Linked DNA regions of Homo sapiens: region 2 is linked to region 1. Evidence: chromatin loops called from intact Hi-C (ENCODE). Cell type or tissue: ascending aorta. All regions are shown on one strand.

Region 1 (8,000 bases):
TGGTCTTTATTTGTGCAGCGGGCAGAAAGAACCCCTTGGGAGGTTACACAAGGACCGAGTACCCATGTGGCTTGGGAGTAAACCCTAGCCAGTTCATTTCAGAGAAGAATAAGAAAACAAGACCATACACTCACCTTCCTGAGCACCTGGTCACTGTCAATGCTGCTTTTCAGGTCACTTTTGATGGCTGGACACACGGACGTCTGAGACTGCGCACAGTGTTTCTCATATGTTTTCAGAAACTTTTGAAGAATCAAAACGATGGGCAGGGGTGCCCCTTTAGATTTTTGTTTTCCTTCATTTGCTCTTGGCATTGTTTTATAGTGTTAGATTTCACTTGGATTCTGAAAACAGTAACTTGCCCTGAAACCCAACATACAGGTGTCTTTTTAAGGAGCAGAACATACTTCCTCCACTAAAAATATTAGGAAAATATTGCTGCATACCCTTCTCTGAAAATCTTGAAGTGCTTCATTTATCTTAAAATGGGACTAAGGAGTCAAAATGGAGACCATTGAAAGGAATTGTTCAATTTCCAATTTCCCTACTCATGGGTCCATATCCTTCTTTTAGATTCTTCAAAATAGGGGCAATGCCCACTGGAACTTAGTTATAAAGGAATGCAATTAACATTTATACTGGTTACTAAAAATTACCAAGAACATACTGGTTTTTAAATGGCATAGTTCCCTTTACAGACACAATTCTTGCCAGACAGTAATATATCATAGTGGTTAAGAATGTGGATTTGGAGATGACTGGGTCTGGACTTTAGTCTTGTCTCTACCACTTGACCCACTGGGTAGCCTTAGATAAATTATGAAGCCTCTTCACGTTTCCATTTCCCCATCTGTAAAATGGATTATGGGCCAGAGTGAAGTTTTTGAAATGTAAATCAGGTCATATGACTCTTCTACTTAAATCTCTCCAATGGCTTCCCACTACATTTATCTTTACTGAATTTATCACATGCATATTCTACCAGTTATTAAGAGAGTGAACGTGAATTTGTCTAACTTTGCTATTAATTCTGCCAACATTTGTTTTATATATTTTAAAGCTATGTTATTAGGTGTCTATACATTTAGAACTGATAAATCTTCCTGAGGAGTCTACTCTTTTGTTATTATGTAATATTCCTGTTTATCTCTAGTAATGCTTTGCACTTTCAAGCCATGGTTCCCATACTACACTGAGGCGCTTCGGGGCACTGCCACAGATTTACAGGGCACTGTAGGATAATTTAAAATTTCAAGAGAAAGCCAACAACATCTGTTAGATGTCATGTGAATTATTAGCTGGAAGAATTTTACAATTTCAAATTAGATCACACTTGTATTCGTATCCTATTTTTACATAGCAAATGACCCCATCATGGGTGAAAAGCATTCTGGAAAGGGGAATGAACCCAGTGGAATGTAGAGACATTCAGATACTAGGGTAAGGGAAAATCACAATATCATAGTTCTGGTTGGGACTTTACAGATTGTCTAATCCAGGATGTTGAATGCTAAAAACAGAAAAGCACTAGGCAAACCAGGATCACTGTTAACTCTAGCAGTCCTCCTCCACTCACGGCCATCTCCCAGGTGTCCTCTCAGAAGTCTGTACTCCAGTCTGCTGCCACAGAGCAACCAGACTTGGCAGCTACAGAAAACTGTTTATTGGGCAAGGTCAACCTTTTTTTGGTGCAGTGGTGCAATCACAGCTCACTGTAACCTTGATCTTCTGGGCTCAAGGAAGGAAAAGAAGGGACTTACTTCAGCTGAAAACAGAACTGGGTCTCCTGACTCCCAGGACTGTTTCAGGCACAAAGACATGGGCCATAAGAGCACACAGAGAATGGCCGGGCACGGTAGCCCCAGTCTCTACTAAAAATACAAAAAATTAGCTGGGCATGGTGGCATGTGCCTGTAATCCCAGCTACTCCGGAGCCTGAGGCAGGAGAATCGCTTGGACCTGGGAGGCGGAGGTTGCAGTGAGCAGAGATGGCGTCACTGCACTCCAGACTGGGCGACAGAGCAAGACTCCTTCTCAAAAAAAAAAAAAAAAAAAAAGCACCCAGAGAAATTGCGACACCCCCCACTGCAGGCCAAGAGGAGTGCCCTCTGAATGAAACCCACCTCAACGGCAGCTTGATCTCAGACTTCCAGTCTCCAGAACTGTAAGAAAATTCTGTGGTTTAAAGTACCCGGTCTATGGTATTTCGTCATGGCAGCCCAAGCTAAGACAGGTAGTATACAGTATTACTGCTCACATTATGGATTATTCCTCACCAGCATTTAAAGTATTTACAGATGCACAAACTACCCACATAGATTCTGCAAATGCTCTAATAAGACACTTTTGAATCTTGAGTTTTTCACTTAATGTTTTATCACGAGAATTTATGTCATTTTTATATACAGTAAATGCTCAGGTTGGCAAATATCTAGGCACTTCAAAGCCAGCATTGATTGAATCATTAATGAATATTTATTGAAGGTCTAAGGTATATGTGTCCCGCCCTGTGCTAGGTTTTACTTGTCTTTTCTGAAAGTGACTCTCCCTCCCCAGTGTCCTGGAGACAGTGTGGGGACAGCGTGGGTGCCGGAGGAGGGGCTGAGAGTGGAGGTGGCCGGACCCTGCCCTCTGTCCCGAGGGGATGTGGAGGGCCCCCCTCTGGGTCCCTTGCCCGCCCAGCTTGGACAGCTCCTGGTCCACCTCGGAGTCCCAGGGGACATGGAGAGGGCCTGCAAGGAGAGGCTGCTTTGCGCTCCCTCTCCAAGGCTCCCGTGCTTTTAATATATTTCCCTAGAGAATCCTAGCTGCTCACCCTGAGGCCGGGAAAAGCCCAGCTGCGTGCACTCTTCCCCGCCCCCGCCCTGGGGCTGTGCGGGTGCATAGGGGAGAGAATAGGGGTTGCGAGCACCATGGTCTCCAGGGAGCCTCGCTCCTGGGATCAAGCATTTCTCCTGGAGCTGGGGCAACCTCCTCCGGCCCCTGCCCGCCCCGCCGGGCGCCCGCACTCACTCGCTCTCACTCTCCCTGCGTCCCGGGCCGGCTGCCCGCGTGGCGTCCGGCGCCCTGGAGACTGCGGCGAGGGGCGGAGGCTGGAGGGACTGTGGCCACCCAGGGCGCCGGCGCCGGGGAGACAGCGGGAGCTGGAGGAGGAGGCAGGTGGCGGCGGGAAGCAGTGTCAGGACTGGTCGGAACTCGGGCTCGGGCTCGGGCTTGGATTTGGAGAAACTGAGAAATCCTGGTGTCCTCGCTGCAGGTCAAACTTGTCGCAGCCAACGTCGCTGCGAGGGACGCTGCCTGGCAGGGAACAGGGGAAGTTGAGGAAGGCGGACCGGCGTCCCTGTTCATCAGTGGGGAATCTTGGGGAGACAGAGGCCTCCGAAGCGTGGACGCTCCAGCCTGTTGCCGCCGCTCCCAAGGCCGCCGTGGACCAGCCCTGGAGCCGCTAACACGATTTCCCAGGGAGCCGCGTCCCCGCATCACCCAGCAGGAGCTGCAGGCGACAGGGACGCTCTCGCCGTCCCGCCCGGTCCTCTCTTGCCCACTAGAAGGGCTTCATGGAGCGGCTGCTTCCCCCTCCCAATCCCAGGAGAAAAGGGGCGCAGGGATAAAGGCAGAGGCTCAGGGACTATACAGGAGTTTTTCTGGGGAATGTTAAGGAGAAAGGTGCAAAACAGCTGAAGCTTTCAGGACTGGATGGGGAGGAAAAAGGATTTTAAAAAGCTTTACTGGCCGGGCGCGGTGGCTCACGTTTGTAATCCCAGCACTTTGGGAGGCCGAGGAGGGCAGATCACCTGAGGTCAGGAGTTCCAGACTAGCCTGGCCAACATAGTGAAACCCCGTCTCTACTAAAAATACAAAAATTAGCTGGGCGTAGTGGCGGGCACCTGTAATCCCAGCTGCTCGGAAGGATGAGGTAGGAGAATCGTTTGAACCTGAGGCAGAGGTTGTAGTGAGCCAAGATCGCGCCACTTGCTTCAGGCAGTAGTCTGGGGGCGTAGAAAGGAAGGCTTGGGAGGATGTGGTGGGCAGAATAGAATCCCCCAAAGATATGCATGCTGTAATCCTGGGAACTTGTGGATATGTTACCTTATATGGCAAAAGCGACTTTCCACAGGATTAAAGTTATGGACCTCGAAGCAGGGCGCAGGTTGGAGTGAATGGTTATCCTTGATTACCCAGGTGGGCCCTGTCTAATCACAGGAGTCTGAGAACGTGACATTGAGAACCTTTTAGGTTAGGTCAGAGAGAGATAAGGAAGATAGAGAGAGAGAGAGAGAGAGAGAGAGGAGAGAGAGAGAGAGAGAGAGAGAGAGAGAGAGAGAGAGAGAGAGAGAGATGAAATGAGCAGGATTTTGCGACCTGTTGAAGCCTTTAATGGGGAGGTAAGGAGACTCAAGCCAAGGAAGGTGGGCAGCCTCTAGAAGCTGGAAAAGTGGAGAAAGAATTCTCCCCAAAGCCTCCGTAAGGAAACACAGCCCTGCCAACTCCTTGATTTCAGTCCAGTGAAAGTTGTGTGGGATTTCTGCCCTCCATATCTGGCACATAAGTTATCTATATCTATCTTAGGATATAGAGTAGGTGCTTAATGCATACTTGTTTAATGGAAAAAAGTGAATAAAAATAACAGTTGGATTAAATAAATTCACAGTAAACTGCAAATGGAAAGTAACCCCTTCATTCCTGTAGGGCTGGCTGTAGTTTTCTAAGCGTATGTTTTAAACCCAATTGGCTCTAATGGGAGGAAGTCTGGGCTCACAGTGAAGTGAGGAGGGTCAAGAATGGCCAGGAGGGATCCTGAATTTGGTCCAACATGACTTTCCAGTGAGTGTGCCCTTAGGAGTCTGTGCCCCTCTGTTATTTTTGCCTCTTCTCTTCCTCTCTCTGCTGGAACTTACAGCTTTTCTCAAAGGGTCCTATTTTGTGCATGACTATTTCTGCCTTCATAAGACAAAAAGCAGAGGAGGGCAGTGAGGGAGGAGAGTTCCAGAGTAGGCAAGAGGGCACCTGCAGGGCACCCGCTGAGACTCAGGGCAGATGCTTAGGGAGCAGAGGAATGGTCAGGAAGGCCAGAGCCCGAGGACAGGGACAGTGAGGGGCAGAAGCTAGACAGCCCATCAGAGCTGAGATGAAGGGTCCTTCGTATGCACTGTGGGCAAGTTCTTAAAGGAACCATGTCACTAGAATTTGGTCCAGCTGCTAGTGACAGAAACCCAGTTACACAGCTGAAACAATACAGAAAGTCACTTCCCTTTCATGTAAATGAAGTTCAGGAGTGAGCAGTCCAGAGCTGCTGCAGAAGCTCCAGGATTATAAAGAACCAAAGCAACTTTTACTTTATTACTCTTCCATCCTTGGTGTGTGACTTCTACCTCATGGCCCAGAATGGTTGTTGAACTCCAGCCATTTTGTCCCAAATTCAGGAAAGAAAGCTGGAAAAAGAAGGGCACATTCTCTGTCTTTAAGGATATCTTCCAGAAACTGCACATGACACTTGTGCTTACATCCCCCTAGATTAGGGACATGACCATACAAGATCATACCTAGCTGCAGAGGAGGCTGGGAAATGTAACCTTTATTATAGGCAGCCATGTGCCCACCTGAAAATGGGAGCTTTTGTTACTTACAGAAGAAGGGAAAGACAGATATTGGGAGATAACTAGCACCCTGAGCCACCACAGCTGGTAGCTGCCAGAGCCACAGCAATGACAGGTGCAGTGGTGAGATAGTTGCCAGTTTATCAGTACTGACACAGGATTCTTCTCAGCCACTTTGCCAACTGGGGACCTCCTTAGCCAACAATGCCTCACCTGCCTCCCAGGTCTCACTTGCCCACAGCCTGCTGCTGGAGGCACCCTCCCCACTTGGCCCACCTGTGTTATGGCTTGTACCTGCGTTCGGTGGTTTCCGAGCTCTTGTCCCACATCCAAGAAGAATGAGGATACACTGACAATTCAAAGGGTGAGGAGGGTGGAGAAGAATTTTATTGAGCCACAGAACAGCTCTCAGCAGAGAAGAGATGCGGGGGTGGTCCCCCATGCCAGCAGTTGGGTGGGTTTCTCTCCCAATGTGGCTGAATCAGGGCTTTTATGGACTCAGAATGGCAAGTGTGTGCTGATTGGTTTGTGAGTATGCAAAAAAGTTTAAAGCGAAGATACCACTCAAAGGTGCACACAACAGTGTAGAAAACCCTTAGGGAAGTGTGGGTATATGTAAAATAGGTGAAGGGTGGGGATCAATTAGAGGAAAGCATGCCAAACGGAAAGACGGGTTCTCAATCTGGTCCATGGATTTGACATGTAGCTTGGCTTTCAGGCTTTAAACTTTCTTTGGCTTGGAGGTGGAGTTTCACTGGGGACCCGCCCCTATCTCCCTAGGCATTTGGCTGACTCCTGTCACTATCAGTACTATGTGGATTTCTCACACGTTGAGCATTTGTAAAGCAGGGGCAGCCTGGAACTCATTTAACAGTTGTAATTTTGGATGTGACTCACCAGGGCTGAATTACCTAAGAGGCTAACCAAGTATGTGTGCAGGGCTCCAGCAAAGTTGGAAACAAAACAATAGCAATGAGAAGGAAAGAACTTGCTATTTCATATTGCAAGCAAACAAACAAACAAAAAGCTAGCAAAATAGTTTTGGGAAAAATCAGTACTTTGTTGGGCTTCATTATTTATATTTTGCAGTGCAGTGCTGTTTTGGTTTTTGATTTACATAGAAGAGAAAGATGGATGTGCCACAATCTCTTTGGTTCTTAAAAACATGATCAGGTACTCAGAATCAATATCAGCCTACCCCACCGGGTGCCTTTGCTCCCTGCTAATCCATCACTGGAACTCTTAAAAGGCCTTTGAGATGAATTTTGCTTTTGGTGGAGAGGGGCTGTTGTGCTACTGAATACACAGGAGATTGTATGCCAGAGGGGAGAAATCCTGAGAGAAGAAAAGGAAAGGAGAAAGAGAAAGAAAGAGAGAAAATGAGAATAGGAGGGAGAAGAGACAAAGGAGGAAGGTGAAGTCAAAGGGACAGACCAGTTCAGGGGTGACCCACTCCTGATGTGGGGATTTTAAATGTATCCACAAATACATCTACTCCTTCCTTCAAAAGATGGAGCTTCATTCTGCTTTCCTTGGGTGTGGGCTGACCTTAGTGACTGGCTTCTAGTGAATAAAACATGGTAGAAGTGATAGTGTGTGACCAGGTCAGAAAGGCATCGCGACATCCTTCTTGTTCTTCCTCTTGGCTCACTGGCTCTGAGAGGAAGCAGGCCCCGTTTTGTGAAAATGCCCAAGAAGCCCTGGGAAAGGTGCATGTGACAAGGAACTGAGGCCTCCAGCCAACAGTCATTTTGGAAGTGGATTCTTCAAGCCAGTGAAGCCTTCAAGTCACTGCAGCCTCATGAGCAACTCTGAGCTGGAACCACCCAGCTAAGCCACTCCCAGAATCCTGATTCTCAGAAATTGTGTGAGATAATAAGTGCTTGTTGTATAAAGCCATTATGTTGTAGAATAATTTGCTGTACCACCAATATAAGACTAACACACTTAGGAACTTCTTTCTCCATAATGGAAGATTCACAGGTTCTAGACGGTGCATGGCCAAAGTGCCTGAATATCCATTCTCCTCTTCTACCTTGCTAACAGAACTCAGTTTTGGTATGTGGGCCCACAAGCCAGGAAAACAACATTCCCTAGGCTTTCTTGTTGATGGGATAACCATGTGACATAGCGTTGGCCAATGAGACATATGCATACATTGATGAAAGAGGCTTCCCAGAAGGCTCTTTACAAGGAGGCAGATCCAGGTGGCTTGACCTTTCTGTCTTTTGTTCCTCCATTTCTTCTTGCTTGGAATACAGTCATGGTGCTGAAGACTAAGCTGCCGTTCTGTAATCACTAGATGTCAAACACACCTTGGATAGCTGAGCAGATGATGGAAGGAGTCTGGATCTTTAGTAGCATCATGGAGCCCCTGAACCAGCCTGAGTTGCCCTCTTCTGT
Region 2 (8,000 bases), 78 kb after region 1:
CAGTGGTGCAATCTCAGCTCACTGCAACCTCTCCTTCCTGGGTTCAAGTGATTCTCATGCCTCAGCTTCCCAAGTAGCTGGGATTACAGGCATGTGCCACCATGGGCAGCTATTTTTTTTTATTTTTAGTAGAGACAGGGTTACGCTATGTTGGCCAGGCTGGTCTTGAACTCCTGGCCTCAAGTGATCTGCCTGACTCAGCCTACCAAAGTGCTGGAATTACAGGTGTGAGCCACCGTGCCCAGCCTAAAACTTTGTTCTTAAGTTACTTAAAACCCAGAACATATTTCCTTGTAGGAATAATTCAATCCATAATTCCTTAACTGCAATTCTGAAATACATAACATTCTGAATACAAAGTTTTTAAATCTTGTCTTTGATTTGAAGTACTCATTTAGGGGTATAACTTAACCTGAACTGGTGTAAGGCTATTTACACTCTGTACTTATATTACTTACTGTAAGTATTCATATACTGTGCTATAAGAATTAATGTATTTGATTGTGGGGTGCTACCCTAGGCTCCACTGGGGGGTGTTAAATATAGTATATACTGATTACCTTTTGAAACTCTGAAAAACTGAATTCTGAAATACTTTTGGTCCCAATGATTTTACATATAAGATTGTGAACCTTTATTATAGGTTAAGAATCACCAAAGTATGGCTCAGAGGGCCACGTTTGACCTGTAGCCTGTTTTTGTAAGGCCCATAAGAATACAGGTTGAACATCCTTAATCTGAAAAATCCCAAATGTTCCAAAACCCAAAACTTTTTGAGTGCCAACAGGATATTCAAAGGAAATGCTTGCTGGTGCATTCTGGATTTTGAATTTTGGATTTTCAGATTAGGGATGCTCAATCAGTTAAAAAAAATATATATGGAGAGAGAGAGAATGAATAAAAGTATTTCAAAATTTGAAAAAAATCCAAAATCCAAAACACTTCTGGTCTCAACCATTTTGATAAAGGATACTCAACCTGTAACTATTACATTTCTAAATGTAACAATTAGGGTTACATTTAGGATTGTGAAAGGGTTGTGAAAACAAAGACTAAGTGGCAGAGACCTTATGTGATCAGCAAAGCCTAAAATATTTTCTCACTGTCCCTTTACAGAAAAGAGTTTGCCAACTTCTATCATATATAACTGACTTTAGCTCTGAGAGATGGTATTTCACAGTCATGACTGAAGAGTAAACAGATTATCTGGGATAATCGAAATCTAATCGCCATTTATAAACTTCCCATCAAGAAAATTTATAGTATCCATCTTTACCAAGTCAGCTAGTGAAAAACATTTAACTTCATAAATATGCTACCCTGACTGGTCAAGGGCTTTTTAGTATTTGGCTGTCTCTTCATGGGAAAGGGAAATCAGCAGTTCAAGGAACGATTCCTTTTTCCTTTCTTTTTTTTTTTTTTTTTTTTTTTTTGGGATGGAGTTTTGTTCTGTCGCCCAGGCTGGAGCGCAATGGTGCGATCTCGGCTCACTTCAACCTCCACCTCTCAGGTTCAAGTGATTCTCCTGCCTCAGCCTCCCGAGTAACTGGGACTACCGGCGCCTGCCACCATGCCCGGCTAATTTTTGTATTTTTAGTAGAGACAGGGTTTAACCATATTGGCCAGGCTGGTCTTGAACTCCTGATCTTGTGATCCACCTGCCTCGGCCTCCCAAAGTGCTGGGATTACAGGCGTAAGCCACCGTGCCTGGCTGGAACAATTCTTTTCTTTTCTTCTTCTTTTTTTTTAATCTACCATTACTTTGATTTTGAGGAACAATTCTTGTTCTTAAAGAAGAATCCTATTTTGCCCCCTAAATGAGCTATCCATTTATTTAGTTCATTAGATGGATATTACAAACTCAGAAACTCAGAGAGGGTCTGCATTTCTTTGCTTTTTCCTTTATACTTCTCTACATTATTCTGCTTAGGACTTAAAAACAAACCACATTCCAATAAGGATAGTATTGAGGCTCCAGTGCCTATTCTAAAGTGGAATTTGTAGGCACAGCCATTTTCTCCTAAGACTGGCTGACAATTGCCTGCCAGAGCTCAGACTTAAGGAGTTTTGAAATGGAATGTTTACTTCTGTTTGCTGGGAGAAAATATTGGTAAGTGAAAGAACAAGAACAGAGTTCCTTTTGCATTATATGTGGGTAATGTGGGTACAAGTATCCAAGGGAACTGAAGAAGCGCCCTATCACAGCATCGACTCTCCCAGATGGACCATGCACTAATGGAGTCTGAGTTATGTGAATATTTTATTTCTTAATATATACCTGAAGTCACTGATTTGTTAGCAAATATTTATTATTTATAATAATTTATTTTATTTTTTTGAGACAGAGTTTTGCTCTTGTTGCCCAAGCTGGAGTGCAATGGCATGATCTCGGCTCACTGCAACCTCTACCTCCTGGGTTCAAGCGATTCTCTCGCCTCAGCCTCCCTAGTAGCTGGGATTACAGGCACGTGCCACCAGGCCTGGCTAATTTTTTGTATTTTTAGTAGAAACAGGGTTTCACCATGTTAGCCAGGCTGGTCTCCAACTCCTGACCTCAGGTGATCTGCCCGCTTCGGCCTCCCAAAGTGCTGGGATTACAGGCATGAGCCACTGCACCCAGCCAATAATTTATTTATTATAATTCTTAAGGAACTATGGGGTAAATACAGAGATATAAGTGAAAGAAAACCCAGTAATTAAGATGGACTATAGGCAGGGTGACTATAGGTCCCAGTTTGCTCAGGACCATCCCTATCAGGACCATTCCTATCATCCCAGAATAATCACTAATAGTATTTTTCACTCTTAAAAGTGTTCTGGTTTAGACATCAAATTATATGGTCACCTTGTTTATAGAACTATCCAGGTTATCCTTTCTAAACTCTGCAGGGAATAGCATATGATTCAGTTATACTCTTATTTTCTTCTGCATCAATAGTAAATGTCACTAGGCAGAGTGCCAATATAAAATGAGAAATTGAGCTTCACAAGCTTTTACACTTTATAGCACTGCACATATCTTGTTGTAACTACTAAATAATAAAGGAAACTAGGATATTAGGGCAAAATACCCTATGTCAGCTTAGGGATCTAGAACCAAATCTGAGACAGAGGCACACTATGGCGATAGTCCATTAGAATGTGAGTGGGTGACCCAGAGTAGATCAGGAACAGACTAAACTCCTGGAACCCTTAAATCCTTTCTCCACTGACATTATCAACTCTAAACATTCTGATTATATCAGGGGAAAAAAGATCAGATGCTACCGTAGCCTCAGTCACAAAACATGGAAAAACAACCCTCAAACAAAAGACAGTACATCATAATCCTGCCAATAAAAGTCTGCCTACAGTGTCACAAATGTTTCAACAATGTCTGAAAAATAAAAGGGCAGCTTTTTCTTTGCCTATTCTTTTGAAAGACTTTCTCCTCAAAAGCCTTCAATGGTTGCCTAAAAAAATTTTGGTTAAACAGGCACTATTCCAGATGAAAAATATTCCAACGGACTTGAATTTTTTAAATCATCATTTTTCACTTACTAAGTCTCTGTAAGAATCCTAAGTATAAAAAAAGGCTCAAACATGTATCTCAACAAAATAAATACTCTGGCAACCAACTGCTAGTTGTGCTACAGAAATTGAATGAAGTCTTTAACATTTGGCTTTGCTAATTTGGATTCATTAAGTTAAGACTGTGATACATAAAATACAGTACTTTCTTCAGGCCCAGTTTAGATGTAATTCATTTCTTTCCTTATTTTTTAATTCTTAACTTCTAGACTATATGGGATAGAGTACTTCAAAGGTAACTTTTCTTTATAAATTTTCAGCATTTTACGATAATGCTATATTTTGTTTAGATGATTCAGGACTAAAGACTCAAGAAATTAAAGATCCTTTCAAAACATTCTGAACTTCTAAGTACAGTGATTTTTGTATGCTGCAGGCCTTGTGTTAGGATATTATATACTACAGGTTTTTGTACATTTATAGTAATTTTCCTCAGGTTACTACCATAAATTTATATTGTTCATTAAATGTTCAATAATGTATATATTTTTTACTATGGCAATTAAGTGCCCACTCTACATCAGGCACCATACAAAGCCTTTACCCCCAGAGACCAGAGGTTCTCAACCAGAGGCAATTCTGTCCCTCAAGGAACATTTGGCAATACCTGGAGGCATGTTTGGCTGTCAAAACAGGGGCATACTTCTTGCGTCTAAGGGGTAGAGGCCAGGCATGCTGCTAAATATCCTGAAACGCACAAGCCAGCCCCTCAGAATCAAGAATTATCTGGCCCCAAATGCCAATAGTGTCACTTTGAGAAATCCTAACCCTAGACATCTGTAATTTGTGTTTCTAATGCACTGGCAAAAGTAGTTGTTGTTAAACTTATTTAGGTATTTTCAAAGCTGAAAAGCACAGCTTTGTGGAAGAAGAAAAAAGAAAAAGGAAGCCTTTTTGATGAACAGTTTAAACATTATTATTTAAACTGGGGATTGATAATAATAATATATATAAAATGTTATTTCCCCATGTTATATGAAATAAATATTAACAATTCCAGAATAAAACCATCATACCTTTTTAACTGCTATAATATATCCTTCTTCTTGAAACATTTTGAAAAATTCACACATGAATGTCTCTTTGAAACTTGACTAAGAAAAAACAAACACAGGGTTTATATGTGTTAAATAGAGAATTAAGAATAGAATGGACTGTATTTTTAAGCTGAGGATTAAGGCCTAAAAGGACTCAATTATATATTTTCAGAGAGTTCAGGGCTTGGAGTGGAAGACTTCTTTCAAAGCTGTCATGTGATTATGGCCGAAGCAGGCAGACAGACAGACTGTCCTGCACCTCCTTACTAGGCTCTCTTGTCTTGTTTAGCAGTTTTCATGAAACTGTCTGCTTTTTTTTTTTTTTAATGTTCTCATTAAACTTTTTTTCTTTTTAAAACTTCTAGAGACAGGGTCTTGCTATGTTGCTGGGACTGGAGTGCAGTGGCTATTCATAGGTGCCATCATTGTGCACCACAGCCTTGAACTCCTGGCCTCAAGTCATCTTCCCGCTTCGGCTTCCTGGGATTAAAGACACAAGTCACTATGCCCAGCTTCTGAAACTGTCCTCTTTAACAGGTGACTAAGAGAGTATCTACTTAAAAGACAGCTATTGTGTCTGTGTGTGTGTGTGTGTGTGTGTATGTTTTGTTTTTAATTTGGAAGAAGGTAAGTCAAGGATAAGGGATCATAGGATGTAACAACATTTAGAAGTGTAAAAACAAAATAAAAGATGTAAGGACTTACCTTGCTTTTGGACAGACTCCCCCAGCTTCCCAAAGTTTGTATAGTTTTTGAGATGAGAGTTAATGTTCTAATTGTCTGTGCATCCTAAAGAATGTAAAAAAGACCAAAACTACTAAGTTTTCAAGAAAATAGTTTGTATAAAAAAGTAGAATAGAGTAAATGGACTACATTGCTGTAAAACAATGACTCAAAAACGTTCAAAACACACACAGTTAAAATCTAGCTAAGGCTGGGTACAACTCACCAGCCTAAGGAATTAAGAGACTAAAGAAACCATATATAATTAACAATTCTTCCCAAAGTAATTATTAAAGATGTGGTGCTTTTAAAAGTCATATATATATATATATATATATATATATATATTTTTTTTTTTTTTTTTCTTTTTTTTTTCCTGAGATGGAGTCTCACTCTGTTGCCCAGGCTGGAGTGTAGTGGCATAACCGCAGCTCACTGTAACCTCCACCTTCTGGGTTCAAGCGATTCTCCTGTCTCAGTCTCCTAAGTAGCTGGGATTGCAGGTGCCTGACACCACACCTGGCTAATTTTTGTATTTTCAGTAGAAACAGAGTTTTGCCATGTTGGCCAGGCTGGTCTCGAACTCTTGACCTCAGGTGATCTGCCTGCCTTGGCCTCCCGAAGTGCTGGGATTACAGGCATGAGCCTTTTGGCACCAGCCAAAAGCCATAATTTTATCAATATTATATATAAGTTGTTTTGTACAGTATGGCACCTTGGATTACCTGGCAAATTATAGTCACTTCTGGAATAGTCACTTCTACTTTACTACCTTATAACTTAAAATGGCAGTTTTAGGTGTTCCAAATTTTCTGTGCTCAGCTCACCTCTAAACATATTCAATACTTTAAATGGCTTTTGCAATTAACTCTTTTCACCATGGAAGCAAAGACCTAAATTCAGCTTAGGAAATGTGAAGTCACCTAGTTATTTTTGGATCTTACCAGAGGGTGATTATTTGGGTCTATTATCCAAGAGGTTTTTCAGGCCTGTCTATCTGAAAGAAGTAATATATAGTAGCATATAAAATTGACTAAACGGTGTTCCCTCAGGAATCTTTGCTCCTTCATTTTTTTAAAAATTGAGATATAATTTACATATGACAAAATGAATAGGTATTAAATGAATACCCTGCTGAATTTTCACCAATCCATACATTTGTGTAAGTTTCTATCAAAACACAGACCATTTTTATTTACGGATTCAAGTAAACAGTATCTTGCATCTAAAAACATATCCAGAAAAATTTAGATACAGAAAAGCTTTAGTTTGATTTTTGGCTCCCATTCCTTGATATTTTAGTATCCCCCCAACCCCCACATTGAAAACAGGCAATGAATGTGAAGGGGAAGAGATGACCAGAATATAAGGTAATCTGGAAAGGAAGGAATATCCGAAATATGATCCTTATAATATACTTATAAAGTAGATACACACCTAAATTAAGTCTATTCAGAAAACATTTTAGCTGTAACATCTGGGATTTCATTACATCTATAAAAGGTCCCTACAATTCTCTGTCTTTGAAGAAAATAATATTCTTAAAGATGTCCTGGCACCTGCACTCATGTTTCCTGCAGCACTATTTACAATAGCAAAGTCATAGAACCAACCTAAGTATCCACCAACATCTGTTACAGGAATATGCAAATTCAAGTATGAATACAAGGCAGACTCACAAGTTCAGAAGTAGGTGTTCTGTTTATGTCCAGAATGTTGCTACCACGCTTTCACTGCCTCAGAGTTCTGTGCAGCTTTAGTAACAAAGCCACAGAATGGACAGCCCTGTGAACAAAAGGACACTGGCCCACTCTCTGCTGGGGCTACTCACAGACCATTTATCCTTTGGCAAGAAAGGGCGTGGTGCTGCCACTGCAACATGGTTCTATTCAGTTCTCACAAAGTTAAGTGAGTGTCAATGTCATGTAGCCGTTGAGAGAAGAAATGGGTATTCAGAACCTGGTTTAACTCTAAAACTCATCTGTTTTCCCTACACTATTGAGCAACTCCTCTTGGCTGTGAGTTTCCTAAGGGCAAAGAGTATCTTACTCATCACTGCATCTCCAGTACTGAGCATGGAATGATACATTATAGGTACTTGAACATCTGTCTAAGAGGTTGGAAGGGATAGGATTAAGCTCACAGATGATAAAGACTGACTGAATTTGAATCCCAGTTAAATCCAATTCAAATCGAGTATGATCAAATCATAATTTGTCAGTTGTGTGAGCTTGGAAAAGTTACTGTATTGTGATTTCCTTATCTGCACATGTGGATGATAACAGAATTTACCTTACCAGGTTGCTAGGAGGACCAAATAAGTTAACACATAAAGTAGTTAGAACAAGGCCTAGTACAAAGCACTAAATAAATGTGGACTATTGTTATTATTTGTTATACAAATCAGCAACTAGGAGCAATTAGGTAAGATTATAAAGTATTTGGAACATAAAAGCTTAAAGAATCAACCAAATTACACCATATAAGAAGGAATCAGAAGTATAGCAAAAATAAAGAATTTTAAAAATTAAGAAATAAACATGTAAATCTATGCAGTGGAGATTTAGATTTTTGGTAATTAAACAGGACTCCAGAACAAAGTTTATATGCTTAAGAAATTTTTAAATCTCATGTTTACAGTATTACCTCAGGTAAATAAAAAGTGAAAAT

The links. Peaks named below come from ENCODE experiments on the same cell type or tissue, not always from the same donor. Only the 100,000 strongest peaks of a DNase experiment are listed, where the experiment ranks them.
Region 2: a loop joins it to region 1, with 3.0 times the contacts of the local background. A loop is called at or near these places in 2 of 110 quality-filtered maps.

The regions. Positions count from the first base shown.
Region 1 is chr3:141,655,406-141,663,405 of GRCh38, reverse strand. It overlaps the pseudogene LRRC78P. Among named protein-coding and RNA genes, the nearest start is that of RNF7, 79 kb to the left of the region's middle. In ascending aorta, no CTCF peak of the experiment used is centred here; DNase peaks (open chromatin) are centred at 3,085 and 3,465; H3K4me3 peaks cover 2,814 bases; H3K27ac peaks cover 2,074 bases.
Region 2 is chr3:141,577,764-141,585,763 of GRCh38, reverse strand. RASA2 (RAS p21 protein activator 2) reads right to left here. Exons shown (of 24, transcript NM_006506.5): 16 at 5,313-5,396; 17 at 4,587-4,664. Among named protein-coding and RNA genes, the nearest start is that of RASA2-IT1, 57 kb to the right of the region's middle. In ascending aorta, no CTCF peak of the experiment used is centred here; no DNase peak of the experiment used is centred here; H3K27ac peaks cover 1,386 bases.